Regions from separate parts of the Homo sapiens genome. Here region 2 is linked to region 1. The links are chromatin loops, found by intact Hi-C in ENCODE. Cell type or tissue: tibial artery. All regions are shown on one strand. Region 1 overlaps SEL1L2 (SEL1L2 adaptor subunit of SYVN1 ubiquitin ligase). Region 2 overlaps SEL1L2 (SEL1L2 adaptor subunit of SYVN1 ubiquitin ligase).

Region 1 (2,500 bases):
GGTGATTTGTGAGATTTTGGTGCACCCATCACCCGAGCAGTATACACGGAACCCAATTTGTAGCCTTTTATTCCTCATCCTCTTCCTACCCTTTCCCCCCAATTCCCCAAAGTCCATTGTATCATTCTTATGGCTTTGCATCCTCATAGCTTAGCTCCCACTTATAAGTGAGAACATCCAATGTTTGCTTTTCAATTTCTGAATTACTTCACTTAAAATAATATTATCCAGTCCCATCCAAGTTGCTTTGAATGCCATTAACTCATTCCTTTTTATGACTGAGTAGTATTCCATATATATATATTCCATATATATATATTCCATATATATATATTCCATATATATATATTCCATATATATATATTCCATATATATATATTCCATATATATATATTCCATATATATATTCCATATATATATATTCCATATATATATATTCCATATATATATATGTCACAGTTTCTTTATCTGCTCGTAGATTGATGGGCATTTGGGCTGGTTCTGTATTTTTGCAATTGTGAATTCTGCTGCTATAAGCCTGTGTGCAAGTATCTTTTTTGTATAATGACTTCTTTTCCTCTGAGTAGATACCCAGTAGTGGGGTTGCTGAATCAAATGGTAGTTCTACTTTTAGTTGTTTAAGGAATCTTCACACTGTTTTCCACACTGGTTGTTTTAGTTTACATTCACATAGCAGTGTAGAAGTGTTCCCTTTTCACCACATCCATGCCAACATCTGTTTTTTTTTATTTTTTGATTATGGCCATTCTTGTAGGAGTAAGCTGGTATCACATTGTGGTTTTGGTTTGCATTTCCTGCTTTCAGCCACCTTCTATTAGCCCCACCTAATTGCAAGGTGGCCGAGAAACATAATCTATTTAGGTATCTGGAAGAAGAGAACATGGATTTTGATAAGCATCCTGCACTCTCTAGTATAGTGGAATTATCATATGTTATTGCCATTTAACTTTAACTTTTCAGTTCAACAATAACTAGCATCTAAGTTGAGGAGGCAGTACAAGTTTGGCAAATGCCTGTGACTGTCTGATGTTTCTACTGGCTTCTTTACAGAGGTCAGTGTTTCTTGACTTTGGGTTTCTCTCTCATCCTGAACAACAGCAGAACACAGTCAGCGAGACCAAGTATTAGGGAGCCTTGGAAGACAGAGAGGCTTTCTCTGACTCTCCAAGGCATCCAGAGATTAAATAATTTAATAACAAGCATTTTTGGAGCATTGCTCTCAGTCCCTGCTCTCAGAGCCAGGGATACAGCCAAACCAACCAACCAAACAAACAAAGTCTCTGCCCTCTTGCAGCTGATTTTCTGCCAGGGAAGATAACAGTCAACTGATAAAAGGAGTTGTTTTTAAAAAGGGTAAGGGGAGGGAAGTGATAAAAGTTAGTGTTATTTGATACAGGGTGGAGAAGTTCTATGATTACATTTGAGTAGACCCCTGTGGGAATGGAGGGAGTTAGCCACGCAAATAAACCTCAGGAAGGGAGTTCTGACAGAGGCAATGGCAAACGCAAAGGCGCTGAAACAGGAACACACAGGTGTGCAAGGAAGACAGGGTAACTGGAGCAGAGTGAGTGGGGTGGGGAGAGGGGGAAATAATGAGGCAGAGAGGCAGCGCTGGGGCCAGGTTCAGGATTGGGAGTTGTGTTCTGTGTGAATGGGAGCCCTATGGAGGGTTCTGAGCAGAGGAGTGATATTAACTGAATTAAATTTCAGAAGTATCATTCTGGCTCATGTGTGGAGAATATGATATCGTAGAGATGGAGTGGGGAAAAGAGGCCAACTGAAATAGGCCACTTGAGAATTGATGGTGACAGTGAAGAAAGAAGATGGTAGAGGGGGAAATGGTGATAGTGGTTGTGGTTTGTTTCTGGAGATATTCCGGAAACATTGCTGACAAGATTTTCTGTTGAAGGGCTTATCATGTGAATTTTAGTTTTTAAACAGCAAATGCAATAAAAGCATGTTTGTAAAACTCTCCTGGGCCCATCTATAGACTAGCTATAGCTCTTCATCGGAGAAAGAAGCTGTGTTTTGATAGTCTCTGACATCTTCACTTGCCCTCTGCCTCTTCACTTCCCTGTATCTTGAAGCTCTGAAATAGCCTTTGCCAAAATTATGACAGCGAGAAAATTATGACATTGAAAGAGATCTGACCTAACCAGCTCCATCTTACTTTTAACCTCCAAACTGCCTTTGGTCATTCCTGGGTGTGAGCTAAGCTAACTTTGGGAGAAATGATAATAGCCCTTCCCAAAAACTAAACCACCTTTGTAAAACTAATGAAAGCCCACCAGGTTAGGAGGATGACAGGGGCCCAAATTCTGCTAAGATGTAGGCATAGTTCAATGATAACCAGCCACAATTCTAGAGGTCACAAGATTTACAACTTCCCCAATGACTCCTGTAAATAACGTCACTATTTTAGAACATAAGATTGGCCTTTTGAGATGTCTTTTGAGGCCCACCTGTACCAGTGACTCCT
Region 2 (2,500 bases), 67 kb before region 1:
CTAGAGCAGAGAACCAGCAGACTCCCAGCAGCCAAGATTCTTGTCCTGGCTCTCTCATTAGTTCTTTTGTGACTTGGGCCATTTAGGCACTTTATTTGCAAAAGTGAAGGCTTTCCTTAGATGGTCTTTAAGTTATCTTCCAGCTCTAACACTGGAGCCTTTAGAAGCAGTGCCATGTAGCGATTAAGAGCAAAAGCTCTGGAGGCAAATTGCTTGAATTTGAATTCCAGCTCCACAACTGTGTGATCCTGGGCAAGATGTCCAACCACAACATTGGCTTAGTTTGCTCATCACAGTGGATACACTGTGGGATACCCGGTAGATGTTGAGAGGGTCAAATGAGTTGAGAGGGTCAAATGAGTTAAAACATACGAAATGAGTTAAAACATACGAAGACTTAATATACATTAGCCATGACTATTTTTCTTATTCTAGAAACTTGGGAAATCTGGTAGATCCCAAGCCAAGGACTTGGAATGAACTAGAAGAACAAGGCCATCTTAGGCAACCTCAACCCCCCAAGATAGTACAAAACAGGTGCTCCTGCTGGGCCACCGTGGAAAATGCCAGTGACCCCTTGACCGGATGTGACCTCCTTGATGATGTGGTCTGCTGCTGCCCTGGCTCCTCCTCTGACATGAAGGACTTGGTGGGGATACTCAGGTATGTTCATATCTCCTGGTATTTGTCTTGGCCACTTCCTCTCTCACTCCCCACAGAGATTGTTACAAACTTTCATGGCTTTCTAAGACCTCCTAGCCAACCACTCTACCTTTGCTCACAGAAGTCAACTTTGTACCTACTAGATCATTGAAGAAAACTTCATATTGTCTTTCCTCACTCACCTCTCTCCCCATCCCATTCCCCCATACTTAGATTCGCATCATCCTTTCCACCCTCTCTCCAGTCTTTGAGGGTAAGCAATCCTGTCTATCTATCACGGTTAAAGAGGCTTCCACTGATCTGTGCCTAATCAGGTGCTAATACCACCAATGTTTTTCAGAATCTCTTTCCATCAATTATAATTATGCTCAGGTCTCTTCATCTTAAAAGTAACTCCCTCTGGGTCCTAGTCCCCCTGATGCTGAGTTCCTTCTCTTTCCTTCCCTTTAAGGGCATGCTGCTTGCAAGAATACTTTTATTTCTCAACTTCCTGATCTTCCGTTCATGCCGTTGGCATGCGGCTTCCACCCCAAGCAGTCCAATGACCTCACCCACAGTCTCTGTATTGCCAAGTCTCATACATATTTCATTCTTTCTTACTTTTTTTTTTTTTTTTTGAGATGGAGTCTCACTCTGTTGCCCATGTTGGAATGCAGTGGCGTGATCTAGGCTCACTGCAACCTCCACCTCCTGGGTTCAAGCAATTTGATTCTGCCTCAGCCTCCCGAGTAGCTGGGACTACAGGCAGCCGCCACCATGCCAGGCTAATTTTTGTATTTTTAGTAGACACGGGGTTTCACCATATTGGCCAGGCTGGTCTCGAATTCGTGATCCGCCCGCCTCGGCCTCCCAAAGTGCTAGGATTACAGGCGTGAGCCACCACGCCCGGCCTCTTACTTGTTTTTTAAACCAGGTTTCTCACTGCATTTCACAGGGGTGCCCATTCATTTACTCTTCCTTGAAAGTTCTTCCCTTGGCTCCATTAAGATCTTTTTTTTTTTTTGTTCCCTATTCCGCTGAGCTTGGCTTTCCATTCTTCTCAGTGATGTACTTCCCCTGCCTACCCTTCAATACAGCACGGAGGATCACTAGTTATCTACCATGGCCCACTGCTCTTTCCTCTCACCCTCTTGCTCCTTTCCTTTTGCAACCTCAACTACTCTTAACTAATAGCTGCGTGCTGATGCCTCTCGAACCTTCTCTGTAAGTTTGACCTTTCTCGTGAGTGTCGTACTTGCTTCTGGGGATGTGCACGGGATATCGCTAGCACCTCCAACTTAACCTTGTCAAAGATAAGCTTCCTGACTCTGCACCTCCTTGTCCCCCCTCCCAACCAGTGTCCTTTTCTTTAGGCTTTTTCAAATTCTTATTTAATTTGTTGCCTAAATGTTCTGTCTAAACCACTCACACCAAACCTTTGATGTTTGTTATAAAAGAAGCAGACTTAATAATGCATATGTCATTCTAAATAAAGCAGCTGTATTTGTGGCACTTACAGTAGTACATGAAGCCTAACTGGAACTGTGCGTCGGGCCACCCTTTTTCCGCAGCTTTCTGAAAGTATTTAAGTGCTTCGGCATAATTCTGCAAGATAATTACACTCTATTACTCAAAGGCACAAGTAAAACTCCATGGAAACAATTGCCTTCCACTTCTTAAAAAGAGTATAGACAGTGCCCTATGTGATTTAGGGTAATTAAAATAGTATCAGAAACATTATATATTTTATTTCATTATTATATTAGACTCTATTAGGAAATAATGCCTCATTTTCATCATAATTATGTCTTTTTCTACATTGACAGTAAGTTTTGTTAGATATTGGGGGAAGGTCACT

What was found. A loop is a pair of places that touch in the nucleus more often than their neighbours do. Peaks named below come from ENCODE experiments on the same cell type or tissue, not always from the same donor. Only the 100,000 strongest peaks of a DNase experiment are listed, where the experiment ranks them.
Region 2: a loop joins it to region 1, with 2.0 times the contacts of the local background. A loop is called at or near these places in 3 of 110 quality-filtered maps.

The regions. Positions count from the first base shown.
Region 1 is chr20:13,934,037-13,936,536 of GRCh38, forward strand. The region is part of intron 2 of SEL1L2 (SEL1L2 adaptor subunit of SYVN1 ubiquitin ligase); the gene reads right to left. Among named protein-coding and RNA genes, the nearest start is that of SEL1L2, 55 kb to the right of the region's middle. In tibial artery, no CTCF peak of the experiment used is centred here; no DNase peak of the experiment used is centred here; H3K27ac peaks cover 2,039 bases.
Region 2 is chr20:13,867,344-13,869,843 of GRCh38, forward strand. SEL1L2 (SEL1L2 adaptor subunit of SYVN1 ubiquitin ligase) reads right to left here. Exons shown (of 20, transcript NM_025229.2): 14 at 2,160-2,247. Among named protein-coding and RNA genes, the nearest start is that of NDUFAF5, 84 kb to the left of the region's middle. In tibial artery, no CTCF peak of the experiment used is centred here; a DNase peak (open chromatin) is centred at 1,216; H3K27ac peaks cover 2,500 bases.